Linked DNA regions of Homo sapiens: region 1 is linked to region 2. A link is a loop called in an ENCODE intact Hi-C map of the cell type or tissue named here. Cell type or tissue: GM12878. All regions are shown on one strand. Links, peaks and the distances in the headings refer to the core of each region. The heading gives the core; the rest is flanking DNA.

Region 1 (15,770 bases), core at 6,317-8,816, 61 kb after region 2:
TTGAGTTTCTGTATTCATGGATTCTGAATCTGTGGATTCAACCAACCAAGAATTGAAAATATTTTTAAGAAATGGATGGTTGGGTCTGTAGTGAACCTGTACAGTACAACGTTTTTTCTTGTCATGATTCTATGAAAACATAGTATAAAGACTATTTACATATCATCTTTACTGTATGAAGTGTTATAAGTAATCTAGAGATGATTTAAAGTATGAGGAGAGAATGTGCATAGGTTATATGCAAATATACTATTTTATATCAGAGATTTGAGCATCTGTGGATTTTGGTATACTAGAGGGGTCCTCAGACCAATCCTCCATGGATGCTGAGAGACAACTGTATATTCTATAAAGAAGATTTAGTTGGCGATGGATAAACTAAACTAGGTCTCTCCTGGGGACCTGAGGAACCACTGTTGTCTTTCTGAGGACCAGAGGAACAAATAATATAAGGAGGTCTGCAGAGAGTGTGGACCTTAATTTCTAAATTCTTTTATCTTCAACACACAGCCTTATGGAGAGAGGAGAGAGAGCGAGAGAGAGAGGCTGAAAAGAACGTAGTGTGGTGTTCTAGTCTAACTACATGGAGAGTACATTTTTCCTAAGGCTGGAGAACCAAAGTAGGTACAGTGGACAAATTTGTGCATTTTCCTTTAGGTACAACATGGAATCTTACTGCTTTGTGTTTAGTATTTCCACATAAAGACAAGATTGGTCCAAGAAGAACACTAAACAAAAAGAAGCTAATGCACTCCTAATACTTAGAGCAGAGCTGGATTGCCTCCACAGGACTTTCACCAGGAGACCAGGGTCAGTGTCCACACTCCTCTTATCTTCATGGTCTCCCTAGAGAGAGGTAAAAAGAGAAACAGACATTTAATAAATCCTTGCTACATATCAGGACGTGTGTGTATCTCTTTATCTGTATTATCTCTTCTAACTCTTAAGACAATCTTGAGGGTAGAAATATTATTTTAATAAATCAAGAAAGCGAGGATAAGAGAGGTAATCTTTCAAAAGGCACACAGGAGTTGAGCATTGGTATGGTGGATTCCAGAGCCCAAGCTCTCAGACATCGTATTATGTTGACTCACTTAGTATAAACATATAGTACCCCAAATTTGCAAAATTTGCTTTCATTGAGGTGAAATTCACATAATAAGCAATTAATCATTGTAGAATATACAGTTTAGTGGTATTTGATGAATTCAGTGTTATATACCAATACATCTCTCTAGTCACAAGCTGTTTTATCATCCCGGAAGAACACCCCCTCACCCATTAAGTAACCACTACCCATTTTCCCCTTTCCCCATCCCTGGCAACCACAAATCTGCTTTCAGTCTCTAGTATTTGCTTATTCTGGATATGCCATATAAAAGGAATTACACAATATGTGACCTTTTATGTCTATCGTCTTTTACTTATTGTAATGTTTTCAGTGTTAATGAAAGTTGTAGCACGTATCAGTACTTCATTCCTCATGACTGAATATTTTACTGAATATATGTTCCGCAGTTCATTTCGCCATTTATCTGTTAATAGACACTTAGTTTTTTCCGCCTTTGGCTATTGTAAATTGTGATGCTATGAATATTCATGTACAGCTATTTGCGTACGTTTTCAATTCTTTTAGGTATACATTGAGAAGTAAAATTGCTGGGTTGTAATGTAATTCTATGTTTAACTTTTGAGGAACCACCAAACTGTCATAAATACTGCATCATTTTAGATTTCCACAGGCAGTGCTTGAGGATTTCTATGTCTCCATTTCTTGTGCAGCACTAGTTACTTTTCATGTTTAAAAATTATCGTTATAAACATCCTAGTGGTTGTGAAGTGTAGAGATGGGTCATGCTCTGTCACCCAGACTGGAGTATAATGGCGTGGTCATAGTTCACTGCAGCTTAGTTATGCAGCTTAGTCATAGTTCACTCCTGGGCTCAAGTAATCCTCTTGCCTCAGCTTCCTGAGTAGCTGGGCCCACAAATATGCACCACCATGCCTGGCTAATTTTAAAAAATTTTTTGTAGAGGTGGGTCTCACTATGTTTCTCAGGCTGGTCTTGAACTCCTGGACTCCAGCAGTCCTCCTGCCTTGGCCTCCCAAAGTGCTGGGGTTACAGGCATGTGCATTTTTTACTGACCAGCGATGGACATCTTTTCATGTGTATCTTGGCCATTTGTATAGCATTGGAGAAATCCCCATTAAAGACTTTTGCCTGGCCAAGCATGATGGCTCATGTCTGTAATCCCAGCACTTGGGGAGGCTGAGGTGGGAGGATTACCTGAGGTCAAGAGTTTGAGACCAGCCTGGCCAAAATGGTGAAACCCCATCTCTAATAAAAATACACAAAAATTATCTGGGCTTGGTTGTGGGCACCTGTAACCCCAACTATTTGGGAGGCTGAGGTAGGAGAATCACTGGAACCTGGGGAGGTGGAGGTTGCAGTGAGCCGGGATTGCACCATTGCACTCCAGCCTGGGCAACAAGAATGATATTACGTCTCAAAATAAAACAAAACAAACAAACAAACCAGACCTTTGCTCATCTTTAATTGAGTTATCTTTTGGTGTTTGAATTGTAAGCATTCTTTATATATTCTGTATTATGCTAAACCTCTATCAGATGTATGATTTTCAAATATTTTCTCTCTTGCTTTTTCACTATCAATGTTCTTTGATGCACAAATGTTTTTAATTTTGATAAGGTGCGATTTATCAACTTTCTTTTGCTGCTTGTTCTTTTATGTAAAAACCTAAGAATCTTTATGTGTCCCATAAGTCCAAGGTCTTGAATATTAACCCCTAGGTTTTGTCCTAGTGATGTTATAGTTTTAGCTCTTATACTTATGACATTGACCTATCCTGAGTAGACTTTTGTATATGGAGGTAGTTCAAGTTCAGCTTCATTCCTTTGGATGTTTACATCCAAATGCCCCAGCACCATTTCTTTTTTTTTTTGAAACGGAGTCTCACTCTGTCGCCCAGGCTGGAGTGCAGTGGTGCGATCTCGGCTCAATTTGCAACCTCCGCCTGCTGGGTTCACACCATTCTCCTGCCTCAGTCTCCCGAGTAGCTGTGGCTACAGGTTCCCACCACCACACCCAGCTAATTTTTTGTATTTTTAGTAGAGACGCAGTTTCACTGTGTTAGCCAGGATGGTCTTGATCTTCTGACCTCCTGATCCACCTGCCTCAGCCTCCCAAAGAGCTGGGATTACAGGTGTGAGCCACCGTGCTCGGCCACACCAGCACCATTTCTTGAAGAGATTATTTTCCTCCAAAGAATGACCTTGACAGGTTTGTTGAACTAAAGTGGTCATTGTAGATACTTGGGTTTATTTCTAGATTTTTACTTTTATTTTCATTGGTTGTATGTCTGTCTTTATGCCAGTATGACATTGTTTTGATTATTGCATCTAAGAAATTGGGAAGTGTGAGTCCTCCACCATTGTTTTGTTTTTCAATATTGTTTTGGCTACACATCTCCATATAAATGTGAAGGGCTGCTTTTCTATTTATGTAAAAGGGCCATTAATATCTTTATAACACTTGCATTGAATTTGTAGATTGCTTAGGGAATATTAATATCTTAACAATATTGTATTCCAATCGATGAACATGAGATGTCTTTCTATTATTTAGGTCTTCTTGAATTTCTTTTAGCAATGTTTTGTAGTTTTCAGTATATACTTTCACTTTCTTGGTTTCATTTCTTTTACTTTCCTGGTTAAATGTATTTCTAGGTATATAGGTATTCTTTTAGGTACTACTGTAAATAATATTGTTTTATTTACCTTTTCACATTGATTCATTGCTGGTATATTAGTGGATTGTTGAGTGTTGATCTTGTGCCGTGCAACTTTGTTGAATGTGTTTATTAGATCTATTAGTTTTGTGGTGTATACTCTGTGGTACTCTACAGATAGAATCATGTCATTTGCAAATAGAGATATTTTGCTTTTATTTCCAATTTGGATGATTTTTATTTTTCTTGCCTAATTACTATAGATAGGACTTCCAGTACAATGTTCCATAGCAGTGGTGAAAAGTGAGCACACTTGTTTCTGATATCAGGGGGAAAGATTTCAGTCTTTCTTCAAGGAGTGAAATGGCTAGTTGTGGATAAAGGGCATTTTCCATAAACATCCTTTATCATATTATGAAAGTTCTTTTTCTGTTTCTAGTTTGCTGAGTGTTTTTATCACATAAAGGTGTTGAATTTTGTTAAATGCTTTTTCTGCATTAATTAAGATCATTTTTCCTTCATTTTATTAATTTAGTATAATACATCAACTGATTTCTTTTTGTTTAATCACCCTTGCATGACTGGGATAAATCTCACTTGGTCATGATGTATAATCCTTTAATATGCTCCTGAATCGAGTTTTCAAGTTTTTCTTTTTTTAAGCAGTTTTGTATTAGTATTCTTCAGGAATATTTCTCTATAGTTTAGTGTTCTCTTGGCATTTTTGCCTGGTTTTGGTATCAGAGTAATGCTGACTTCATAGAATGTATTAGGAAGATTTTCCTTTTCTAGTTTTTGGAAGACTTAAGCAGAATTGGTATTAAATCTTCCTTAAATGTTTAATTGAATTCACCAGTGAAATCATTTGGTCCTGGACTTTTCTTTATTGGGAGATTTTCAGTTACTAACTAATTTCTGTACTTGTTGTAGGTTTTTAAGATTTTCTATTCCTTCTTGAATCAGTTTTGGTGACTTCTGTGTATCTAGAAATTTCTCTAGGTTACATAATTTGTTAGTGTACAATTTTTTGTAGTATTCTCTTGAAATCTCTTCTATTTATGTAATGTCAGCAGAAACTAGTCCCCACCGTCATTTCTGATTTTAGTTACTTGTGACTTTTCTTTATTTTTTCTTTGTCAGTCTAGCCTGAGATTTGCCAGTTTTGTTTCTATTTCAAAGCACCAACTTTTTGGTTCTTCTTATAATTTTCTTATTGTTCATTTTGTTTATCTCTGACATAATTCTTATTTTTTCCTTATGCTAACTATGGGCCTAATTTACTTTTCTTTTTTTTAAGTTCCTTAAAGTGTAAAGTTAGGTTTTTGGTTTGAGATTTTTTTTTTGAGATGGAGTCTCACTTCGTCACCAGGCTGGAGTGCAGTGGTGTAATAATCTTGGCTCACTGCAACCTCTGCCTCCCGGGTTCAAGCAGTTGTCTGCCTCAGCCTCTTGAGTAGCTGGGATAGTAATTGTTTTCTACAAGTTTTAATCACACAAGAAACAAAAACGGAAAAATATTAGCTTTTATATTTACCTATGTATTATATAGTTACCTTTACCAGTGATCTTTATTTCTTTATATAGCTTTGAGTTACTATCTGATATCTTTTGTTTCATTCTGAAAAACTCTCTTCAGCATTTCTTATAGAGTAAGGGTATCTTCTAGCAACAAACTCCCTTAGCTCTTGTTTATCTGAGAATGTCTTAATTTCTCCTTCATTTTTAAAGTTACCAAGCATAGAATTCTTGTTAGGCAGTGTTTTTTTGTTTGTTTGTTTGAGCACATCATCCTACTACCTTCTTGCCTGTGTGGTTTCTGATGAGAAATCAGCTGTTAATCTTATTGGAAATCTCTTTTGTATAGCAAGTTAATTCTCTCCTTCTGCTTTCAAGATTCTTTTTTTGGCTTTGGCTTGTGACAGTTTGATTATACTGTGTCTTGGTGTGAATATCTGAATTTATCCTGCTTAGATTTCACTTAGCTTCCTGTATGTGTAGATTCATGTCTTTCTTCAAATTTTGGAAGTTTTCAGCCATTATTTTTTACATACATTTGTCTCAATGTTTGTCTTTCTTCTCCTTCTGGAATGTCCATAATCCATAATAAGCTGGTGTGCCTGATGGTGTCTCATATGTTTCTTAGACTCTGATTATTTTTCTTTATTCTCTGTTCTTTCTTTTCCACAGACTGAATCATTTCAGTTGCCCTGTCTTTGAGTTCACTGATTCTTTCTTCTATCTGCTGAAATAGACCATTAAACTCCACTTGTGCATTTTTTAATTTCAGCTATTATATCGCAAAAGCTTCAGGATTTCTATTTGGTCCTTTTAAACTAATGTCCATTCCTTTGTTGATATTCCCTAGTTGTTAATTCATGGTTCTACTCCCCCCACTTTTAGTTATTTTCTGTGTTTTTTTTTAAGGTCTTTAAGCATATTTAAGACATTTAATTTAAAGTCTGTCTAATGAGCCCAATGTCTGGGTATCCTCAGGAATAGTTTGTGTCAATTTCTTCTGTTTATTTCTCTGTGAATGGGTCATGATTTCCTTTTCCTTTGTATACTTTAGAATTATTTGTTGAAAACTAGACACTGTAATTTATAATGTTCAAATTCTGGATGCCATATTTTTTTTCTCCAGAAGTTGTCATTGTTACTCATTGAGAGCTCCTGTCATCTTTAATAACTTGCAAGGCAATTTTTACAACGATTATATTCATGCTTATGTGTGGTTACTGTAGTCTTTGTCCCATCTTCTCCAAGGCCAGCCGATGACTTGACAGAGATTTCTTAAGTGCTTGATCCAATAAGAAAATTTTAAAAATATGTCTCGTCTCTTTAAATTTTTTCAATAGAGGCCAGGGATTCTGATTCAGCCTAAGGCAGTTAAAATGACAGTCAGCCTCCACGCTGGTTCTCCACTGAACAGGCAGATCAAAACATGCAACTCCAATTTTTAGAGGATAACGTTCTTACTTCCTGTCCTGGCACCTACCAGCTTCAATAGGAATATTGTCTGCCATCCCCACAGTTCCCTGAAATTGGGCTAGAGGTTGTGGAATAGTAGCTTTTATTCAAAATGCCAAAATTCACTGAAATTTACCAATATATTTCTTCTTCATACGCTTTCTTGGATACTCAAGGGTTCAAATAGACTCTAGAGTTGCAAAATAGTTGATTCTGATAGTTCTTTACCAATTGAATAGCTATTTTGGTAAAGTCTGATGCCTGCAGCTTCCAACTTTGAGCATGACATCACTCAAATATATGCCAAGTTTTCATGCAAGGATAACCACAGAAATAGAGAAGGCTAAGACCCTCCTAAATGGAAGCCCTTCTTACATTTAAGGATATTGGGAAAAAAAAGAATAGCTAAGAGACAGAATCCCACTAGAAATGCGAACCACAGCCTTGACAGTATAAATTCCTATAGCAGAAATTCTTCAAGGTGTGTTTTAATGACTGGGGGAAGGGAGGAGTTCCAAGTGTCTCCTAGCTGGTAAGTCTGGTGCTTGGTAAGGGAACTCTGATATGGATGTAGTCATATAGAAGACTTTTCTCTGGTTCTCGGATGGGTGTGGTGGCTCACGCCCATAATTCCAGCACTTAGGGAAGCCGAGGCGGAGGGATCACCTGAGGTCAGGAGTTCAAGACCAGCCTGGCCAACATGGTGAAACCACGTCTCTACTAAAAATACAAAAAAAATTTAGCTGGGCGTGGTGGTGGGGACCTGTAATCCCAGCTACTCAGGAGGCTGAGGCAGGAGAATTGCTTGAACCTGGGAGGCAGAGGTTGCAGTGAGCCAAGATCGTGCCATTGCACTCCAGCCTGGGTGGCAGAGCTAGACTCCATCTAAAAAAAAAAAAATTTTTTTTAAAAGGGACATGGATGAAGCTGGAAGCCATCATTCTTAGCAAACTAACACAGAAACAGAAAACCAAATACCCCGTGTTCTTACTCATAAGTGGGAGTTGAACAGTGAGAACACATGGACACAGAGAGGGGAACATCACACACCGGGGCATGTCAGGGGGTGGGGGCCAAGGGGAGGGGGAGCATTAGGACCTAATGCATGCGGGGCTTAAAACCTAGATGATGGGTTGGTAGGTGCAGCAAACCACCATGGCACATGTATAACTATGTAACAGACCTGCACGTTCTGCACATGTATCCCAGAACTTACAGTAGGATGAATAAATAAATAAAAATAAAATGAAAAAATAAAAAAGAAGACTTTACTCTGGTTTTTTAAGTCTTCGAGGGTACCAAACAAGGAACTATGGCAGAGGCTCAGATGATGTAGGAGTAATAATCTGCATCCGTGGCGTATCAGCTATGCTCCCACACTATTTCAGGCACCATATATTCAACATCTTAGATGCTCATGACAGCCAAATGAAATTGGCTTCATTTCCCTTCTGCAGTCAGCAAAATTCCAAGGTAGCCACCCAAATTCCTGCCTTCTGGTTTATGTGCTCTGTATAATCTTCTCCTTTTGAATGTAAATGTGATTAGTAAATATGAAATATCACTCCTGTGATTAGATTATGTCATATGGTACAAAAGATTTTACAGATGTAATTAAGGTTCTAATGAGTTGACTTCAAGTTAAAATTTCAAATTAAAGGAAGATAATTCTTGGTGGGCCTGACCTAATCAGGCAAACCCGTAAAAGAGACAAGATTCAGCAGCAAACAGTATCTTGCTGGCTTTGAAGAAGCAAGTGATCAGATTGTGAGAGGAGTGGCAAGGCCCTAAGTGTGTGTGGCCTCTAGGAGTTAGAGAGTTTGCCAACCAACAGCTAGCAAGAAGACAGTCATACTGTCGCACACACACACACACACTCACACACACACCATAACTCCTTTCAACAACAGTACTCTTGGAAGAGGACCTGAAACTTCAAATGAAATCCTAGGCCTGGCATGGTGGCTCATTCCTATAATCCCACCACTTGGGAGGCCGAGGTAGGTGGATCACCTGAGGTCAGGAATGCGAGACCAGCCTGGCCAATGTGGCGAAACCCTGTCTCTACTAAAAGTACAAAAAAAAAAAAAAAAAAAAAGCCGGGCATGGTAGTGCATGCCTGTAGTCCCAGCTACTTGGGAGGCTAAGGCAGGAGAATTGCTTGAACCTGAGAGGTGGAGGTTGCCATGAGCCGGGATCGTGCCACTGCACTTTAGCCTGGGTGACAGAGCAAGACTCCGTTTCAAAAAAGAAAAAAAGAAATCATAGCCTCAGCCATCTCTTTGATTTCTACCTGATGAGATATTGAGAAGAGATTTCAGCTAACCAGTACCCAAACTCCTGAGACATGGAAAAATGTGAGACAATAAATGTGTAGTTTTAAGCTCCTAAATCTGTAGTAATTCATTACACAAGGATAGGATACTGGTATACTCCTTTTTTTTTTTTTTTTTTTGTGGTAAAAAACCCACTCTATCATGTTAACAGAGCAGGATAAGACGGGCTTATTTGTTGAAACTAGAAAGCAAGGAGGTGGCCTAGTTGTAGAAACCTGGGTACAAGGTTAAAGCAAGACCAATAATAAGGAATAACTGGAAGCTGAACTAATAATTTTATTAGGGCTTTTAAAATGTGTCCTTTATGTCTTCCCTTGAGAAATGTCTATGTAAATGTTACACAGGTATACATGTGCCATGGTGGTTTGCTGCACCTATCAACCTAGGTTTTAAGCCCTGCATGCATTAGATATTTGTCCTAATGCTCTCCCTCTCCTTGGCCCCCACCCACTGACATGCCCCAGTATGTGATGTTCCCCTCTCTGTGCCCATGTGTTCTCACTGTTCAACTCCCACTTATGAGTGAGAACATGGGGTATTTGGTTTTCTGTTTCTGTGTTAGTTTGCTGAGAATGATGGCTTCCAGCTTGAGGTCTTTTGCCCATTTTTTTTAAAAAAACTTTTAGGTTCAGGGGTATATGTGCAGGTCTATTCTATAGGTAAACTTGTGTCATGGGGATTTGTTGTACAGATTATTTTGTCACTCAAATATTAAGCCTAATACCCAATAGTTATTTTTCTGATCTTCTCTCTCCTTCCCTCTCCACCCTCCAATAGGCCCCAGTGTCTGTTCTTCCCCTCCTCCTGTCCATATGTTCTCATCATTTAGCTCCCACCTGTAAATGCAACAGCCAGTATTTAGTTTTCTGTTCTTGTGTTAGTTTGCTAAGAATAATGGGCTCCACCTCCATCCATGTTCCTGCAAAAGACATGATCTTGTGTTTTTTAATGGCTGCATAGTATTCCATGGTGTATATGTACCACAGTTCCTTCATCTAATCAGCCATTGATGTTGCTGATTTTAAAATAAGATTATTTGTGTTTTTTTTCTTGGTATTGAGTTGTTTAGCTTCCTTATATATTCTGAATATTAACCCCTTGTCAGATGTATAGTTTGTAAATATTTTCTCACATTCTGTAGGTTATCTTCACTCTGTTAGTAGTTTCCTTTGCTGTGCAAAATCCTTTTAGTTTGATGTAATCCCATTTGTCTATTTTTGCTTTCGTGGCCAGTGCTTTTGAGGTCTTATTTAAAGACCAACAGATATATTAAAAAAGTGCTCAATGCCGTTAATAATCAGGGAAATACAAATCAGAACCAAAATGAGATACCTCCTCACTCTAGTTAGAATGACTAGTATTAAAAAGATAAACAATGAAAAGTGTTGCTAAGCACGTGGTGAAAAGGGAACACTTGCATATTATTGGTGGGATTATAAACGAATACAGTCATTATGAGAAACAGTGTAGAGATTGAGACCATCCTGGCCAACATGCTGAAACCCCATCTCTACTAAAAATACAAAAAATAGGTGGGCGTGGTGGTGGGCGCCTGTAGTCCCAGCTACTTGGGAGGCTGAGGCAGGAGAATTGCTTGAACCCAGGAGGCAGAGGTTGCAGTGAGCTGAGATCTTTCCACTGCACTCCAGCCTGGGAGACAGAACAAGACAGAGTGAGACACCATCTCAAAAAAAGAAAAAGAAAAAGAAAAACAGTATGGCAGCTCCTCAAAAAATTAAAAATAGAACTACCATATGATCCAGCAATTCCACTACTAGGTATGTATCAAAAGGAAATAAAATCAGTATATTAAAGAGATATCTACACTCCCATGTTTATTGCAGTACTATTTACAATAGCCAAGATAGAGAATCAGCCTAAGTGTCCATCCACAGATAAATTGATAATGTGGTATATATATGCAATGGAATACTATTCAGCCATAAGAAAGAATAAAACCTTGCCATCTGTGACAATATGGATGAAGCTGGAGGAGATAATGTTACGTGAAGTAAGGCAGACACAGAAAGACAAATACCATATGGTCTCACTTATATGTAGAATCCTCCCAAAAAGAAAACGTTGATGTCATAGAAGCAGAGAGTATACAGTGGCTACTAGAGATTGGAGAGGGGAAAAGGATGCCAAGGAGAAATGGAGAGGCTGGTGAATAGGTACAAAGTTACAATTTGATAGGATGAGTAAATTCTGGTGTCCTATTGCACCAGAGGGTAACTATGGTTAACAGTAAAATATTGTATATTACAAAATAGAAGAGAGGCTTTGGATATTCTCATCACAAATAAATGGTACATATTTGAGGTATCTGTATACTAACTACCCTGATTTCATCATTATACAACATGGATGTATACCAAAACATCAAGTTGTACTCCATAAATATGTAAACTTACAATATGTCAAATAAAAAATATGAAAACAGGCTGGGTGCAGTGGCTGATGCCTGTAATCCCAGCACCTTGGGAGGCCGAGGCGGGTGTATCATGAGGTCAGGAGATCGACACCATCCTGGCTAACACAGTGAAACCCCGTCTCTACTTAAAATGCAAAAAATTAGCGAGGCATGGTGGCACACACCTGTAGTCCCAGCTACTCGGGAGGCTGAGGCAGAAGAATTGCTTGAACCTGGGAGGCAGAGGTTGCAGTGAGCCGAGATCGCGCCACTGCACTCCAGCCTGGGCAACAGAGCAAGACTCTGCCTCAAAAAATAAACAATAAATAAATAAATAAAAAATAAAAAATATGAAATCAAATGTGCCCTTTTCAATCATCTCCAATTTTTAGATGAGGCCACTACAGCCCTTTTTTTCTGAAATTAGATTAACGGTAGTCTTATTGAAGTAAAAGTGGGAACAAAGTCACCAGGAGAAAATGAAAATATTTTCTGTCATTGTTACTGGTATTTTATATAAGTGGCAACAATTTCCTGAAGAGCTGTAAATACTGTTCTCACATGGATAGAAGCATCTCTTTCCTAGCAACAGAAAACCTAAATTAGATAGGAAGGTAAAGTACAGAAAGTAGAAAAAGCTTCAGGAATGTGCTTTCCAGCAATACACTTTCCACCAGAAGACAATACTATATTATTGCCCATATACTGTTGGTTTTAGTCTGTCTCTTGTGGTCTGTAAGGGTTATGTTTTATTAAAATTTTTTTCTTTCTCTGTGATTAAATAGTTTTAATGGATGGTATGAAATTAGAGTAGAAAGGGAATGTTGTTTGTCTTTGTCATAAGGTTAGTGCTGGCATGTTTGGGGATGGACTATCATCTTAAAGGAAGGCAAGGCATGGCCAGGCGTGGTGGCTCACGCCTGTAATCCCAGCACTTTGGGAGGCCGAGGTGGGCAGATCGTGAGGTCAGGAGATCAAGACCATCCTGGCTAACACGGTGAAACCCCATCTCTACTAAAAATACAAAAAATTAGCCAGGCGTGGTGGCGGGCGCCTGTAGTCCTGACTACTTGGGAGGCTGAGGCAGGAGAATGATATGAACCTGGGAGGCAGAGCTTGCAGTGAGCGGAGATCACACCACTGCACTCCAACCTCGGCAACAGAACGAGACTCCGTCTCAAAAAAAAAAAAAAAAAAAGGGAAGGCAAGGCATGCAGCCAGTCAGGCGACCTTCATCCAAGAGCTCTCTTAAGGTGGCATTTCCTAAAATCATTTCTTTTTTCAGTTTCTAAGAGCTGATCAGACATCACATGAAAGTATGAAGAAGGTATAAATCAGGTACAAATACTTCACTAATTTCTAAAAGAGGTTTTTCTTTCTTATGACTGGAATAATTTTTCACCTATCTATGGTATGGTATGTCTCTCTGCATCAAAATATGATTGTCCTATTTTATGATGGGAATTCCTACTTTAAACCTTCACAATTCAAAACTTGGGTAACCCAAGAGTAACTTTTACATAGAAGCAAATGCAAGTTAAGTTTAATACTTTTTACAGAGCTTAAAAATCTACTGAAAACAAAGCATAAGAGAATATTGCTATGATGTTTATTTTGCAGCTATGCCATGAGAAGGTTTTCATTATCTTTGGCTGATGTACAGTGATCTTTGCCAACACGAAGGTGCTGCAGGTGTGCTTCTTTAATGCTGTTTCTTTATTTTCAGAACATTGTCTCTAACATTAACCGACACGTATATGGTCCTTTTTTTTTTTTTTTCTTTTGAGACAGAATCTCACTTTGTCTCCCAGGCTGGAGTATAGTGGTGTGATCGCAGCTCACTGCAACCTACATCTCCCAGGTCCAAGGGATTCCACTGCCTCAGCCTCTTGAGTAGCTGATATTACAGGCGCAGACCACCAACCCCAGCTAATTTTTGTATTTTTAGTGGAGAAGGGGTTTTGCCATGTTGGCCAGGCTAGTCTCGAACTTCTGACCTCAGGTGATCCATCTGCCTCGATATCCCAAAGTTCTGGGATTACAGGCATGAGCCACCGCACCCAGTCATATGTTCCTTTTTAAAAAATTGTTTTATCTTACTAAGAATCATTGATTTGGAAGTCTGGTTTTGTATTCTTATACTGCCACTACCACTTAATGAATATTTGGATAATATTATCATAGTACATAGAATTATTTTAAATTGCATTTGTAATGAACATTAAAATAAAAGCATCATAATCCCTAAATCACTGTAAGAAAGTGCTGATGTCTTTAAAAAGCACCATGGATCTGATAATATTGAAAAGGAGCAGGAAGCCTTTCTGCTTCTAACTAAGGTAGTTCCATCTACAGCAAAGACACAGGCAAGGCAAGGTTTAAAATCACCCCTTTTTCTTTAAGAATTAAATTTTTGTAAGATTTAATATCTTTCAGCATTTGCACATAAATTTCAATTTTATTTTAAAAATTGCACTACTTGGCTGGGCGTGGTTGCTCATGCCTGTAATCCCAGCACTTTGGGAGGCTGAAGTGGATGGATCACCTGAGGTTAGGAAGTTGAGACCAGCCTGGCCAACATGGCAAAACCCCATCTCTACTAAAAGTGCAAACATTAGCCAGGCGAGGTGGTGGGCGCCTGTAATCCCAGCTACTCAGGAGGCTGAGGCAGGTGAATAGCTTGAACTTGGAAGGCGGAGGTTGCAGTGAGCCAAGATTGTGCCACTGCACTCCAGCCTGGGTGATCAAGAGTGAGACTCAAAAAAAAAAAAAGCACTACTTCTGATTGCATAATTTGTTTTCATAAAATACAATGGTATACACACTGTACTATTTCTTGGTTACTCAGAATATTGCTCGGTGATTATATAATTAGAGAAAAAACAGTCAATACATTTGAGAGCTATTTCACCAAGCTATGAAATGATGCCAAATGAACTATTTTTGTTCCACAACAGAAGACTCCTCTTCATGTGCTACAAATTTTTAATCTCAAGGTCAATCTACATCTTCTTGGAACAGTTTCGAGTGAACATTGCCAACACCCAGTTTTTGGATGCTCTTTTCTATTCAATAGTGTGATAATTCTCTTTTTCATATTGTTTTTCCCCATAGGTAAAATAGTGTAGATTGTATTTCTACTGCATACATTATAGTCACTTGCCAGGGATGCCACCATGATTAAGATCTGAGGTTCTCCCAACACTTTGGTAGCACATTTACAGCCAACACAGCCTAGAGGTGAGAGCAAAGACTTTGGTGTTTGCCAGCCTAGGTTTGAATATGGCCTGCTTACCAGCTGTGGAATTTGGCCAAGTTAATTATTTTTTTCTAAACCTCATTTTGCTTTGTGAAATTTAATTAATAAAATTTACCTCATAAGATTACTATGAGGGCCGGGCATGGTGGCTCATGCCTGTAATCCCAGCACTTTGGGAGGCTGAGGCAGGTGGATCATGAGGTCAGGAGATCAAGACCATCCTGGCCAACATGGTGAAACTCCGTCTCTACTAAAAAAAAAAAAAAAAAAAAATTAGCTGGGTGTGGTGGCACATGCCTGTAATCCCAGCTACTTGGGAGGCTGAGGCTGGACAATGGCTTGAATCCAGGAGGTGGGGGTTGCGGTGAGCCGAGATCATGCCATTGCACTCCAGCCTGGTGCCTGAGCAAGACTCCGTCTCAAAAAAAAAAAAAAAAAAAAAAAAGATCACTATGAGGACTGAATGTGATGAGATAATGTGTAAAATGTTGAGTTTTATGGCCACTACCTAACAGGTGGTTAAGAAATGGTGGCTAGTATTACTGTAGGTATTCAATGGCTTTTTCTCATTGATTCTGTGTAAATTTTAGTAGCTTAACTCCTATTGAAAAACTTTATTTTCCTTACCTGTAAATCTTACTGGGTACTTTTCTATTTCTCACCTTTACTTGAATCCCAAACGAGCTATGTTTTTATTTAGAAGAGGGAAGAGCTCTTTGTCGGCAGAGTTAAAATTGCACTTTATTTTATCCGCGCCAGTGTAGGCCTGGCATTGAAACTAGCAGCACTTCAGGCTGGAATATCCATGGGTAATGACACTCTGCCCCCGGTGACCTTGGCTACGCTCCCTGCCACGTGTGTGGGGAAAAGAAAGAGAGATCAGACTGTTACTGTGTCTATGTAGAGAGAAGTAGACATAAGAGACTCCATTTTGTTCTGTACTAAGACAAATTCTTCTGCCTTGAGATGCTGTTAATCTGTAACCCTACCGCCAATGCTGTGCTCCCTGAAACATGTGCTGTGTCAACTCAGGGTTAAATGGATTA
Region 2 (15,770 bases), core at 5,365-7,864:
GCGTGGTGGCGGGGTGTCTGTAGTCCCAGCTACTTGGGAGGCTGAGGCAGGAGAATGGCATGAACCCGGGAGGCAGAGCTTGCAGTGAGCCAAGATCGCACCACTGCATTGCAGCCTGGGCGACTGAGCGAGACTCTGTCTCAAAAAAAAAAAAAAAAAAAAAAAAAAAAAAAAGAAAGAAAAATTATAACTGAGACAGTGAAAAAAGATTTGATCTAGGCCGGGCACGGTGGCTCATGCCTGTAATCCCAGCACTTTGGGAGGCTGAGGTGGGTGGATCACCTGAGGTTGGGAGTTTGAGACCAGCCTGACCAACATGGAGAAACCCCGTCTCTATTTAAAAAAAAAAAGAAAAAAAATGCAAAATTAGCCTGGCATGGTGGTGCATGCTGTAATCCCAGTTACTTGGGATGTAGCAGGACAAGCTGCAGGCAAAACCTCTCAGACACCGAGTTGTAGAAGGAAGGGCTTTATTCAGCTGGGAGCATCATCAAGCTACTGCCTCAAAATCTGAGCTCCCCGAGTACACAATTTCTGTCCCTTTTAAGGGCTCACAACGCTAAAGATTTCACATGAAAGGGTCGTGATTGATTTGAGCAAGCAGGGGGTACGTGACAGGGGCTCCATGTACTGGTGGTCAGAGAAACAGAACAGGGCAGGGAGTTGCACAATGTTCTTTTATACAATGTTGGGAATCTATGAGTAACATCGGTTTCTAAGTTATGAGTTGATTTTTAACTACTGGGTTTAGGCCAGGCAGGCCCAGGCCTGGTTTTGGGCCTGGCATCAGGCTGCCTGTCTTTGATTTCATGTCCTTGTTTTTTTTCTTTAAACAGGTACTGAGTATAAAACAATATGAGAGGGTCTCTCTCTTCCCTCATTTCCCCCTTTGAGACTCTCACTTTTTATTAGTGGGAGTTCTCACTCTTATTTTTGCTACTTATGTCTTTTTGTGCAATAAATTGATAGTTATTCATATAGTACACTTGTGCTGAAGCATTTTGGTGAACTAAGGTAGTGATGAAGCTTTTTATCATTTGAAGAAGTACAGGTAGTAAACAAGGGAGCAGTAAGCAGGTTCTTATTACTATTATAACTTTTATTATAAGAGTTTTAAATTCTCCTAGTGCTGGGAACTAATTTTTAAACATGGCTTCAGGGCCAAATTCGTGCCACACTTGTACAGGCACATGTGTCAGTTTTGTCATATTTTTAACTATGTCTTTAACTACTTGCCTTTGATTATCTATGTATAGACAGTAATTAGTAAGGTTAAATGTCTTATAGACCTCTCTTTCAGCTGCTAGCAAGTAGCTGAGAGCCAATCTATTTTGATAGATAGCATTTTTTATCTGAGTTTCTTGCCGGGCCAGAATAGTCAAGGCTTGACCAGTTTTATTAGTGATGATTTCTGAAACAGCTTGTAACCATATGATTTGGTTGAGCATGTAGATGGGGGTCCGATATCCCCACGAGCCATCTTGTGCCCAAGTGGGGGGTCCGTAGTATTATATAATTTTTTAGGAGGTCATTCATCATCTTTTTAATTACCTATGGCTATGCTTCATTTTTCATGAGAAGCATAGATAGGGAAGCCCAGGAGTTCACCTGTTTTTATGGGCAGTAAAAAGAAAGATGGTTTAATGGTGCCAATTACACAGCTACCTGTCCACCGATCAGGCAGCTTAGCATAAGCTCTGTGTCCACATATCCAGTATAACCCGGTGGGGGCAGCCCAGTCCCGGTGAAATTCTGGGTGAGCCCAGACAGTCTGCAACCTTGGAAATTTACTGAATGGATCTCTTTCTGTGTAATTGGAGCTCCACCATGTAACTGTTTTGTGTGTGTGTGGTACTATTATAGTTTTTGTCCTAGGCAACTAAGTCATCCTACAGAATGAGTGAATTCTTTTTTTTTTTCTAGCTATGCAATATTGTCCAATAATTGAAACTTTTAGAACCTAGAAATGATCAGGGTGATTCTTTTGGGCTGAGAATTCATCAGGAACTGGGTCTGTAGGCACTAATTCTCAGGCTTCTTATGGCCATTGATCTCTTATTACAGTTGTTTTACAAACATAATATGAAGTGACATTTAGAGACTGGGCTACGTGCTCGGCTAATTGCAAAAACAAATTTTTGATTTTTCCTGGAGTCTCTGGTACTGGCACATTTAGTTCATCATAGAAAGTCTGAAATACTGGTTCTGGAGAGTGTCTTTGAACCTCTCCTTTTATTAGGATGTTCACGCTAGGATCTAGTCCCTTTCCATCAATGCCTAAAGATACATATTTTCCTTTATTACATTCTGGTTCTGAGGGGTTTGTGATTATCATTTCTAAAAGGTTGCAGCTCCCACTTGTGCAGGAGGGGCTGACTTTTCCTTTTTGGAGCCAAACAGGATCTTTTTTATCTTCTGTTCAAGTAGCCCAGATGACACAAGACCAGTATTGACACATCTCACATATGATTCTGGACAGATATACCTATTTTTTTTTTTACCGTGTAACTTTTTTTTCCAATTTAGAGAACCGCATCCTATTCCATGCTGCTTACTATCAATAGTGGCACAAGCGTCAAATTTTAAGGTTACATTTTTGGGACCCCTTTTTCTTCTGTTCTAGCTATTACTTTACTTGTGTCACTTAGAGAATGACCAGTTCTCAGTCCTACTTCAAAGACTGTGATCATAGGAGGTTCAAAGGGGTCATAGCACACATCGGGCTGGTCACTTCCTGGATTACATACTTTGTATTGGGTGTTATTATACAAACAGGTTCCTTTTGGAGTTCCTAGGCATTCATAATAACTATAAAATAATAGGACTGTAGCAATCTTTTGTCCTACTTCAGTGACTTGATGTATATACTGGAAACAGCCTTCAGTCTGAGGAAGGTCAGTTGAAGTCCTTACTATACAAGTCCAAATTTTAAGGAAAATGAGTCCCGCGATGAGTTTCCTCATGTTTTGGCCGTGCGTGGACCAGTCAGCTTCCGGGTGCGACTGGAGCAGGGCTTGTCGTCTTTTTCAGAGTCACTTTGCAGGGGTTGGCGAAACTGCTCCTATCCACATACAGCTCGCAGTCTACTGATGTTTAAGGTTGGTCTCGGAGGTTGGGCCTACTAGGGTAGACTGAGTCTAACACCTCTACACAGTTTATGTTCAACTGGGCTCTCTGATACCAGGAGTAAGGTGTGCAGGGTTAGGGTGTCGCAAACTTCAGTGGTTATGCGGGAATTTTCACAGAGCAAGCTTTGGTATCTAGTTAGTCTAGCATTCGTTAGCTAATGGTATCCTTTGGTATTTATTAAAATCATCACAGCATGGGGGGACTTTAGGTTTTGCCCAAGAGTTAGCTTATCTGCTTCTTATGCTAACAGGGCCATTGCTGCCAGGGCCCTTAGACATGGGGGCCAGCCTTTGGAAACCCCATCTAGTTGTTTTGAGAGATAGGCCACTGGCCTTGGCCAGGGCCCTACAGTCTGGGTTAAAACTCCAACTGCCATTTTTTTTCTTTTTGACACATGGAGTGTAAAGAGTTTTGTCAGGTCAGGTAGCCCCAGGGCTGGGGCCGACATGAGTTTTTCTTTTTAACTCATGAAAAGCTCGTTGCTGTTGGTTGTAATAGATGTAGTGTATCTAATTTACATTTTTATTGACTGTCATCTACCAAAATATTGACTTCAGTCCTGTAACTATTTGATTTCAAGCTTTAAATTGATCTGGTATTCCTTGCGGGGCTCCAATTGCATCTAAATATATACGAGAGTTGAAAGACCCATAAGGGGCTTCTCTCACTTTATGATGTCTTATTTTTTTTTTCCTCTGGTTGATGAAATGCCAGGGTGAAAGGGATAGCCAAATGGACTAAAGCACAAGTGCCACTTCTGGTTATTCGGCAGAGTGTCCAGTAAGTCCAGTAAAGGTCCACCGCAATACCACCACACATCCGCTCGGGGATGAGCAAGGGCTGACTGATTGATAAACTCTTGAAAATTCTTAAGCTCACTGCATCCCTTCAGGTCTCCAAGGAATGCTAAGTCTCCTCCCTGCCGTGAGAGACACGAAGTGAAGTTAGTGTTGGGAGATGGAAGCTGGATGGCCCTCGGTGGCTGCCCCCAGGGACTTCGGAATATAGCAGAGAGAGCTTGGCATGACTTATTATTCCAGGCTGTAGAATCCTGGAAAAGAGCTACCATGCAGCCCACACCTGGTCGACTGGAGGACCACCTAGTGGAAAGGGGACATTCTGAGCCTCTGCCCTGCCATGTGCACAAGCATAACAATTGCTTTTGTTTAACGTGCAGATGGAATATTTGATCCATTTCATCCAGGCATTTGCATCTTGGTATCCTGTCTTAATTGCCAAAGTTTGTTTTAAGTCTTTAACTTCTATGATCCTTTAGTAAAATGAATGCTTCCTTTAGCACCTATTTTTGTTAGTTTTTAGACCAAAGAAAGCTAAACACCATTTTATATTTAATAATGCTTCTTGTATGATTTTTATACCAGAGAAGCTAAATTTTATCTTTATATTAGTGTGTTATTAATGTTAAACTTAATTTTAATAAAACCTTGTAGACATATTTATCCAATTTTTCATGTTTGACTATAAGGTAAGATTTTATAGACTCTTTAACCTTTTATAATTTTTGTTAAAGAGCAGGTTGATGCTTTAAGAAAAATCTGTTGCATTTTTACTTTAATGTCTAGTCTACAGAAAAACTGGATGATACCTTTTTAACTTTAGTTAATATGTTTACACACAGAATTTTCTTTACAATTAACGTTTTAAAACTTGCTTAAACTTTTAAAACAATATTTTTTTAACCTTTTAATGTAGGTAAAAATTCACATTCTTATGCCTCCTTATAATCTTTTTATCAAAGGTATATTTTTTTATACACCTTGCACATAAACTGTTTCTTCAGTAGTACTCAGGAGGCCTTATTACTTTTAAGTTATACAACATTTTTTGCATAAAATTTTTGATAACATTTTTTCTTTCACAACTTTCACAGACAATTTTTTAACATGTCTTAACTTTCTGACTTATTACAAACTTTTTTTCTTTAAACAATCAGTTAATTTATTTCAGGACAAGAATTTACCATATAACATTCTTTTTATATAAATTCTGCCTCCCCCCTTTTTTCCCCTTTTTTAAAGCGAATTTTCTTTATGTCTTTGGACTAGACTGTCTAAGGCCACAAGATTAGAAGTTACCATAATACATGCTACACTTTTAACTTTTAGCAAACTTCACTTTTGTTGAAAACCTTGTAAGTTTGGGATTTCAATTATCCTTTGCTATTAATAAGACCTTGTTTAGTCTAAATTAACCTAGAATTGGTATAGATGGTCTTTTTTTTCTCTCTGCTGGTCTTTCCTTGCCTCTGCCAGCTGCTCATGCTGCTGTTCTCTTAACTTCTGTAGGGGGGAAGGGGGTCTAAAACCAGCTGTAACTGTCTATGTATGGAAACTGGTCTGGGTGCCTTGGCTTACAGGTTACCTTGTGCCATACCTTTGAAACAAGGGACCTGTCCAGGCTTCCTTCAGATGGCCAACCCACCTTTAATGCTGGCCAGTCTGTTTCACGCAAAGTTCTAAGTTTTCCTGGTGTCACAGTAGCACTGTAATCTCCCTTAAGTTCTTTCTTGAAAAAATTTTTTTTTTCTCCAAGACAGAATACCACGCTCACACCACACACACTCACCACAAGACAAAGAACGGGCAAAGAGGGCAAACACACACTTTTACCGTTTAAGCCAAACCAAAATCACGAAATTCAAAATCCGAGTACCAAAAAATTCAAGCCAAGTCAAAACCAAAACCAAACCAAAGTATCCAGCAATTCAAATCAAGTCAAATCCAGAACAAAAGTGCCAATGCAGGCACACCGTGGGTGATCAAGCCACGCTTCCACTCAGATGGAGTGGGGCAAGTTCCAAAGACTAGTCTTACCAACTTTTAGATGTCCAGACTCCAAGCGCCAGTTCCTTCCCAGTGTTCAGCCACTGTGTGGATCCTCCACGGGGGCCTGCTACGTGCTGCTCTGGCAAGGCGTTCCAATGGGGGCAATTTCCTAACCGGGAGCGCTCTTTGGATCGCGTCACTCAGGCTGGCCGGAGTCCCCTGCAGGGATGCTCCGCGGGGCAGGCCTAAGCTGCCTAAGGGGCTGCCTCGGCCATCCATCAGTCACCTCGTTTCCCTGTCAGGGAACCAAGAAATGTAGCAGGACGAGCCACAGACAAAACCTCTCAGACAACGAGTCGTAGAAGGAAGGGCTTTATTCAGCTGGGAGCATCAGCAAGCTACTGCCTCAAAATCTGAGCTCCCTGAGTGCACAATTTCTGTCCCTTTTAAGGGCTCACAACACTGAAGATTTCACATGAAAGGGTCGTGATTGATTTGAGCAAGCAGGGGGTACATGACAGGGGCTGCATGCACCGGTGGTCAGAAAGAAACAGAACAGGGTAGGGCGTTTCACAATGTTCTTTTATACAATGTCGGGAATCTATGAATAACATCGGTTTCTAAGTTATGAGTTGATTTTTAACTAATGGGTTTAGGCCAGGCAGGCCCAGGCCTGGTTTCAGACCTGGGGCTGGGCTGCCTGTCTTTGATTTCACTTCCTTATTTTTTTATTTAAATAGCTACTGAGTATAAAGCAATATGAGAGGGTCTCTTTCTTCCCTCAGGCAGGCTGAGGCAGGAGAATTGCTTGAACCTGGAGGTGGAGGTTGCGGTGAGCCGAGATGGTGCCATTGCCCTCCTGCCTGGGCAACAAGAGCAAAACTCCATCTCAAAAAAAAAAAAAAGATTTGACCTAATTGACTCCATCTTGCTCTTAACCTCCAAGCTGTCCTTGTTCATTCCTGGGCATAGACCGAACTAACTTTGGGAGGAACTTAGTTTACAATTTAGCTATGAAACAAAGATGATAACAGCCCTTTCCCAACAAACCTTCCCATTGTCTGTGAATTAGACTGCCTACAGCCGCAGGATTAGAAGTTATAGTAATCTTGCTAAATTCAAGATGCAGCTATTTTCATTATACCCATGTCAATGTCCTATTTATTAAAAATTACACAAGCAAAGATCATTCTGATTTGGGTTGGGTTTTATAACCCTTATGCCAAATTTTGACACCTTATAGTATTTGGTGGGGGTAAGTATGAAATTGCTTGATTAACAAATACAAACAAAAATGTCTGCTGGCAATTCTTAACACATTTCTAATATTACTTTGCCAATAATTTTAAAGCTAGCTTATTTATTAAAGATTTTATTTGTTACATAAACTTGAAAAAGCATTTGACTAGTCATTTTTTAGTATTTGATTTAAGCACTTTTATTTTTATGTCAATTAACTAGAGCTCTTTTTAGTAGTGAAACATTTTGTATACAACACATAAATACACAAAAAGACGTATTAGGCATACAGATGGAAGTACATTTTATAGATTTATAAAGACCCAGTCGGGTGTGGTGGCTCATGACTGTAATCCCAGCACTCTGGGAGGCCGAGGCAGGTGGATCACCTGAGGTAGGAGTTGGAGACAAGCCTGACCAGCATGGAGAAACCCTGTCTCTACTAAAAATACAAAAAAAAAAAAAAAAAAAAGCTGGGCATGGTGGCACATGCTGGTAATCCCAGCTACTCAGGAGGCTGAGGCAGGAGAATCACTTGAACCCAGGAGGTTGTGGTGAGCCGAGATGGTGCTATTGCATTTTAGCCTGGGTAACAAGAGTGAAACTTTGTCTCAAAAAAAAAAAACCAAAAACAAAAAAACGACAAAAGACCCCTGCATTTTGCATTTTTTCTGTCTTAGACTTTCAGATTCCAGATAACTGGTTTCACAGCCCTAGGCAGTTGTCAGCTAAATAGCCTTAAATTTGCACATTAAAGGAAACAACTCAGGTGAAAATCAAATAGCAAAATTTACATCATAAGGTACAGAAAAAAACGTCTGGTAGTGCTAGAGGGAGATGCTTTTACAGTGTACTTTTTTTTTTAAAGACATTTTTGAGTGTCTAAACTACATTCTTCTTTAAAAATCCAAGAGTAGCTTCTGTTGCAATACTATTTTAGTCAAAACATCAGGTGAAAACAGAATTCAGTCAACTGAGAAGAATACAAAAGCAAACTTTTGCTCAAAAAAAAAGCAAGGCCTTAGGAGAGTGGTCTCGGTTAACTTGGAAAGCTTGTTTGCCACAGTTGAGGCCGCGCCCACCACACAGCCTCAGGAAGTCCTGATGACATGTGCCCAAGGTGGTCCGGCCACAGCTTGGTTTTATACATTTTAGGGAGACATGAGACATCAATCAATATATAAGAAGTACATTAGTTCCGTCCAGAAAGGCGGTGACAGCTCAAAGCAAGGCCCCCCTACTGGGGGCTTCCAGGTCACAGGTAGGTGAGAGACAGATGGTTGCATTCTTTTGAGTTTCTGATAAGTCTTTCCAAAGGAGGCAATCAGAATATGCATCTGTCTCTGTGAGCAAATGGATGACTTGAACAGAATAGGAGGCAGATTTCCCTGAGCGGTTCACATCTTGAAGGGACCCAAGATATTTTTCCTTCACACACCTAACTTCTGAGATCTTATTTGGAAGCTGCTGATCACTAGTTACAGGTGTTTCTATTTATTGGGAGATTGTCGTTCCCTGGCGCCAGCTGCAACCAATTATTATTTTAGAGCGACTGTTTAACAACTGCCTGACCATCACTTGATGGTTGCCTGACAATCCTGGTGGGGGGCCCTTCTCCTGCCCTGCTCATGTCTGCCTGACTACCTTCTGCAACAGAGTATTCTCGTATCTAAAACTCTACTCTCTTTTGTATTGCATTACCTGATCTTTTTGGTTGAGGGGCGGGGTGGTAACAGAAATTATTTTGTATTTTGAAAAACTTGACTCTGGTGTGTATAATGGCTAGGGAATGGGCAGATCACAGAATGGGCTGATTGGTGTTGGGTTGCCCAAGGGGAATGTCTTTGTGATGAAATGCACTGTGAAAACATTGTATGGTCCCGTCCCCATGGCATGTCTCTTTTTGCAGACCTAAAATTCAGTGTGGGCTCTGTCCTAAGTTCAGCGGTCCAGTTAAAAGGTAGAGACCTATGTAAAGGAAATTGATCTCCTTATAAAATCTTTTAATACATTTATATAATTTTGTATTACCCTGGCATTAATTTTCAAATTGTCCTCTAGCACAGCCAAATTTCTTTTTTTTAAAAAAAGCTTAAATTCCCAGTCTCTTTCTATACTTTGAGATGCAAATTTTCTCCTTTAGAAATGCAAATTTAGGGTTGCCTAGCTAACAATTGCCTAGGGCAGTAAAACAGGTCATTGTAGGATGAATTAAAAAAACCGAACTATTTAAAACTGATGGATGAAAAATCTTATACATCTGTAAGAACTGCTTCTATGTTTCTGTTTATCTATTTATTTATATGTTGTATGTGTATGTGATGTTTCACTACCAAAATATATTGTAGCAGGACGAGCCACAGACAAACCCTCTCAGACACCGAGTTGTAGAAGGAAGGGCTTTATTCAGCTGGGAGCATCGGCAAGCTACTGCCTTAAAATCCGAGCTCCCCGAGTGCACAATTTCTATCCCTTTTAAGGGCTCAAAACACTAAAGATTTCACATGAAAGGGTCGTGATTGATTTGAGCAAGCAGGGGGTACATGACAGGGGCTGCATGCACCGGTGGTCAGAAAGAAACAGAACAGGGCAGGGAGTTGCACAGTGTTCTTCTATACAATGTCTGGAATCTATGAATAACATCGGTTTCTAAGTTATGAGTTGATTTTTAACTACTGGGTTTAGGCCAGTCAGGCCCAGGCCTGGTTTCGGGCCTGGCGCTGGGCTGCCTGTCTTTGGTTTTACTTCCTTGTTGTTTTTTCTTAAAACAGGTACTGAGTATAAAACAATATAAAATAATATGAGAGGGTCTTCCTTCAATATGAAAGCACTCTAATTGGCTTAATGAAAATGTGTTAAATCAAATATTTTATCATAAAAATAGAAACTTAAATGCCTTTTAGTTCATGTGACTTTAATAATCTTTAGTAAATAAAGACAGTTTTAAAATTATTGGTAAAATAAAATGGAAACATCTTCAGAATTTAGACATTTTGTCTGAGACTATTGGTCTACTGGTTTGATACTATATCTGCTAGATGTTTTAAGGTCAAAACTTGCTTTTATGTAATTTTTGATACATAACTCTTAAATAAACTTATGGTTTTAGATTTGAGCCTCTAAAATATAACAAGCCCTATTTCCAGGCATTGTCCTTTGTTCTGGACTCTGCATCTAGTACACAGTAAAAATTACTTCCTAAGTTTTTCACTAAAAATAAGAGTTACTAACAGTTAACATAATCAATGTATGTAGTGAAAACTACTAGATATAAAAGAAACAATTTAATATGCAAACTTAGAAAAGTAGATACGTTTTGGTAAAAAGCTTATGAGAAGGCATGGAAATATGTTTTCTCTTAAAGGGGAAGTAATTTTGCCTAGTCTAGAGGTTTTCTTAAATTAAAAGAGGAAAAAAGATGAATAAAACTAAAAACTAAACGGATATAGAAAGTTGAAAAGAAAGTAAATTTTTGTGCTAAGGCAGAATGATAGGATAAGGCTAAAGGTGTTAGGAAATTGAAGAAGGTTTGTGGAAGACAGATCTTGTAAAAGGAATTCTGTGTGTGATCAAGTTGGCTAAAATTTAAAAGATATTATTTAGTTTTTCTATAAATTCAGGATTAATATCAAAAGCACACTGATGCCACAGTCTGGGCTCCTGTGTGACAACAATGGTTTCCTTGGAGCATTAATCTGTTCTTTAATAGAAAACTATAACAGGCTATGAGAGGTTTATGGAAATCTTACCTTATGATCAAACTTATTAAGATTGGATGAATTTGTTTATAAGGTTTCATTAAAAATTAGTTTTAGCATGGTGACCTCCTGGGAGCAGGGGACTACCAGGTTGCCAACAGAGGGGTGAACTGGCCTAGGTCGGAAATGGGGCAGGGCAAAATTCGTGCTGATCAGTAATGGGATGGGCCTGTGAATAGCCACTGCCCTCCAGCCTAGGCAACATAGCGAGACCCTGTCTCTAAATTTAAAAAAAAAAATTATCTTTAGTGTTAATGCTACACTAATGTAAAAGTAAAATTTGGTTTTCTCTCTCTCTTTTTTTTTTTGACACAGAGTTTCGCTCTTGTCACCCAGGCTGGAGTGCAGTGGCCTGATCTGGGCTCACTGAAACCTCCGCCAGGTTCAAGCGATTCTCCTGCCTCAGCCTCCAGAGTAGCTGGGATTACAGGCGCCTGCCACCATGTCTGCCTAATTTTTATATTTTTAGTAGAGACAGGATTTTGCCATGTTGGCCAGGCTGGTCTCGAACTCCCGAACTCAAGTGATCCACCTGCTTCAGCCTCCCAAAGTGCTGGGATTATAGGCGTGAGCCATCGCGCCCGGCTGGTTTTCTATTTTGATAAAGAAAGATTTTTGTTTACCTCTTGAGTAAACTATAAAATAAAGAGGGAGAGAGGGAGATATTCAGTTCGCCTCATTCGATCTTTATTAGGTCATATTGTTTGGGAAACTGAGTCTCTGCTCTATCAAAAAGTGAATGATTTTTAAAGTCTTTGAATTATGATTGTGGCTAAGTGAATAATTTATTTTATAGTGACCTGTAATTCTATCTTGCGGTGTAGAGTGTTTTAAACATTTGACATTTGAGAAACTTTCAAACATTAAAATTTCAATTGTAATTCAGTATTTTTTTTACTTCATTAGCTTTTTTAGATAATAGGTCCCCTGAAGTCTAAAAGAAACACATTTGGCTTATTCGATATGTTAAAATCATATAGGAAACATTCAAATATGAAATGGTTTTTAAGTTTCTTTGGGTTCTACTTACATAAGTGTGTTATTAACATGTGTTCCAAAATTGTATGAGATCTTATAATTTTTTTTTTTTTGAGAAAGAGTCTCATTCTGTCACCCAGGCGGAATGCCGTGGCACAATGAGATCCTATAGTTCTGATTTGTCTGATAATCATAATAATCAAAATAAGTATTATTAAGTTAAATTTTAGTATGACACAGAAATAACCAAATTTCCTTATCTTTAACCATGGCTGTCCTAAAACTTTTGTCATCCACAGACAATTATTATTTTATTTGATTCTTCTCAAAAAGCAGTTAATAATCAGCTATAGTCCAAAACTTGCTTCTTTAGGGTAGTTCACAGAAAGGATTCTGATGGGTGCTTCAAATGTAAGTTTCTGACAACCTTGGAGATTTCATCAGTAGAGTAGAGAAACAAACTTCCAGAACTCTCATTGTAGAGCTACTGTGTTCATGAGGATTACTAATCCCAATATCAAATGAAATGAATTAATTTCATAGAACTGAACTAACAGAGGACTGAAATATATTTTATAACCCTTTTTGTTTGAAGCATTGTTGATTTTTTTTTTCAGTCAAGAAAACTTTTAGACATGAAATCAACCTAGGCGTCCATCAATAGTGGATTGGATAAAGAAAACGTGGTACATATACACCATGGAGTACTATGCAGCCATAAAAAATGAAATCATGTTCTTTGCGGCAACATGGATGCAGCCACTATCCTAAGTGAATTAATGCAGGAATAGGAAACTGAATACCACATGTTCTCATTTACAAGTGGGAGCTAAACATTTGGGAGCTCATGGACATAAAGATGGCAATGATATGCACTGGGGACTACTAGAGGTAGGAGGGAAGGAGGACGCATAGGTTGAAAACTACTGAGTATTATATTCACTACCTGGGTGATGGGAACATTTGTACCCAAAACCTCAGCACCATGCAATATACCCAGGTAGCAAACCTGTGCATATACCCCCTGAATCTAAAATAAAAATAGAAATTACTTTAAAAAGATAGCTTTTTTCTTTTGATCTATTTATAATTTTTAACAATTGAGTAAAGTATACTCTTATGACCAGAATCTGAAACACGTTTCTTTTTCTTTTTCTTCTTTTATTTTCTTTTTTGAGACGGAGTCTTGCTCTGTTACCCAGGCTGGAGTGCAGTGGTGCGATCTCAGCTCACTGCAAGCTCCACCTCCCGGGTTCACCATTTTCCTGCCTCAGCCTGCTGAGTAGCTGGGACTACAAGCACCCGCCACCACACCCAGCTAATTTTTTTGTATTTTTAGTAGAAACAGGGTTTCACCATGTTAGCCAGGATGGTCTCGATCTCCTGACCTTGTGATCCACCTGCCTCAACCTCCCAAAGTGCTGGGATTACAGGTGTGAGCCACAGCGCCCAGCCACGTTTCTTTTTCTTTTACCTGATTTCTCCAGAATTTGGAAACTTTTTTTTTTTTTTTTTTTTTTTGAGATGGACTCTGACTCTGTCACCCAGGCTGAAGTGCAGTGGCACGATCTCCGCTCACTGCAAGCTCTGCCTCCCGGGTTTACGCCATTTTCCTGCCTCAGCCTCCCAAGTAGCTGGGACTACAGGCCCCCGCCACCACGCCCGGCTAATTTTTTTGTATTTTTAGTAGAGACGGGGTTTCTCTGTGTTAGCCAGGATGGTCTCGATCTCCTGACCTCATGATCCGCCCTCCTCGGCCTCCCCAAAGTGCTGGGATTACAGGCATGAGCCACTGCGCCCAGCCGAATTTGGAAACTATTTTTGACAATCCTTAATTTATGGCAATATAATTATTTGCATAAGTTCAATAAGAATCTGTTTTCTCTTGTAACAGAACCCAATTGGAGACGTTGGATATTTTATCAAGTCTTTGACTGGAATGACATTTTTTCAGAAATAACCAGACTGCTTTGAGGAATTAAAATTGACTTTAAGGGCTGAGAAAAACCCCTTGGAAAAACTGGCATGGTACCCTCTGCATGCAATTCCTTTACAAAGCTCCTGACCTGTGGTGAGTAAAAAATTTCACCTTTGAATGGCCCGGAACCTCAAGTTACTTTGGAACATTGAGAAGAGAGGAATTCCCCCAATTCTTACAGGTGTCTGTTCATACAGCTATCTGCAGGCACAAATAAATCCTTGGCTGGGCCAGGGGCGGTGGCTCAAGCCTGTAATCCCAGCACTTTGGGAGGCCGAGGTGGGCAGATCACTTGAGGTCAGGAGTTCAAGACCAGCCTGGCCAACATGGTAAAACCTTGTCTCTACTGAAAAAACAAAAATTAGCCTGTGTGGTGGCAGGTGCCTGTAGTCCCAGCTACTTAGGAGGCTGAGGCAACAGAATCGCTTGAACCTGGGAGGCAGAGGTTGCAGTGAGCAGGGATGGCACCACTGCACTCCATCCTGGGCGACAGAGTGAAACTCCGTCAATAAATAAATAAATAAATAAATAAATAAATAACGTCTTAGGACTCCCGTCTCACTATGCCAAAGCGAAAAGTTAAGAGTGGGAACTGAGTCACGCATAAAACTGCCTTCTTTTTGTTCCCAAACAGAAAGAACCATGATTTCACATGCTTGCTTTATCTTACGGAAAATATAGATTTACTGAGCATGAAATGAATGCATAATTGACTTTTTCCTCTACGCCCTTCTTTGCATGTGTAAAATATAGATTCACTGAGTGCTAATCAATGCCTCACCACTTGCATCAATGCCTACCCTCCCTCCTTTTGTTTCTTCCACTCCTTCTTACTCTTTCCTGTTTAAATATTGAAGTTCACAAAACCTTCTTTGGAAAAAGCACAGGTGACAGGTACTACTTTAACTTGTGCTTCTTTTTCTTGAGTGCATCCTCAAAATCCATCTCTAATCAGTTGGGATCTGCCCTAGTAGTGGTTTACAATCCACAAATAGTCCTTTCCCAAAATTTTTTTCTGGGAAAATTTGGTTAGTGCTAGATCTTGCCAAAGGTCCTTGGGAGTTATTTCAGTAAGAGATAATAATTATTTGGTTATCTAATTGGCTTTCTTCTCATGATTTGTTAATCAGAGATGCCTCCATACTACAAAATAGAATGAGAGGTCATACTGAGAACAAGGAAGTAGAACAATAGAACAAAAGCTGACTGGTTAACTTCAGGTTCCTGCAGGTTACTTTGTTCATAAGCGTTAAAGCAGAGGGGACTTTTTTAGTATACTGACTCAGACTTGTATCCCCTGATTTCAGGAAAAACAAGTCTGATGTGGGATCTACCTGTTTCCTTAGAGTTCCAGTTTAATTATATGGTATTTAGCATGAGTGACTCCATTTTGGTTTAGTCTGGTCTCTTGTGGCCCAATTTGTAATAGCTCAGTCTAAAACAAGGGCCTCCCATAACTTTTGTTTAATCCTTCTTAGAACAACAGGGGATTTAAATACATTATGACCATTAATCTTAATAAGGTCAGCCAAAGTTGCTAGACACTTTTCAAGTTAGAAAGACTGAACATCTGCCCAGAAATAAAATGACCAACAAATGCAAATCTCCTACTTGAGGACCACTTTTTTTTAAGGTGTGTATGCCTCTATAAATAGATTATAAACAAACTTGTCTCTTTGTCTCCTAGTGAAGCAAAAGGAACCTGTGATGGGATTTCCTCATTGAGCAGAGGCTGTAATTGGATTTTATCTTGGGCAGAGAATATAGTTGAATTTCACCATGTATCCGTGATTTTTGCCCTGGAAAATGTAACTAAATGGGCCAGAACACCTCTTTCTCCATTATTTTTTTTTCTTTTTCTCTTTCTTTTTTTTTTTTTTTTTTTTTTTTTGAGACGGACTC

What was found. Peaks named below come from ENCODE experiments on the same cell type or tissue, not always from the same donor. Only the 100,000 strongest peaks of a DNase experiment are listed, where the experiment ranks them.
Region 1: it touches region 2 in a loop (2.2-fold over the local background); 1 of 110 quality-filtered maps calls a loop at or near these places.

Annotation. Positions count from the first base shown.
Region 1 is chr13:22,814,433-22,830,202 of GRCh38, reverse strand. No RefSeq gene overlaps it. Among named protein-coding and RNA genes, the nearest start is that of LINC00621, 94 kb to the left of the region's middle. In GM12878, for the core only: no CTCF peak of the experiment used is centred there; no DNase peak of the experiment used is centred there.
Region 2 is chr13:22,874,489-22,890,258 of GRCh38, reverse strand. LINC00621 (long intergenic non-protein coding RNA 621) reads left to right here. Exons shown (of 3, transcript NR_138043.1): 3 at 13,785-13,867. It overlaps LOC105370109 (a long non-coding RNA gene), which reads right to left and starts at 6,072. Exons shown (of 3, transcript NR_187640.1): 1 at 5,964-6,072. RefSeq lists enhancers at 3,091-3,592, 6,517-6,566. In GM12878, for the core only: no CTCF peak of the experiment used is centred there; a DNase peak (open chromatin) is centred at 6,578; H3K4me3 peaks cover 840 bases; H3K27ac peaks cover 1,170 bases.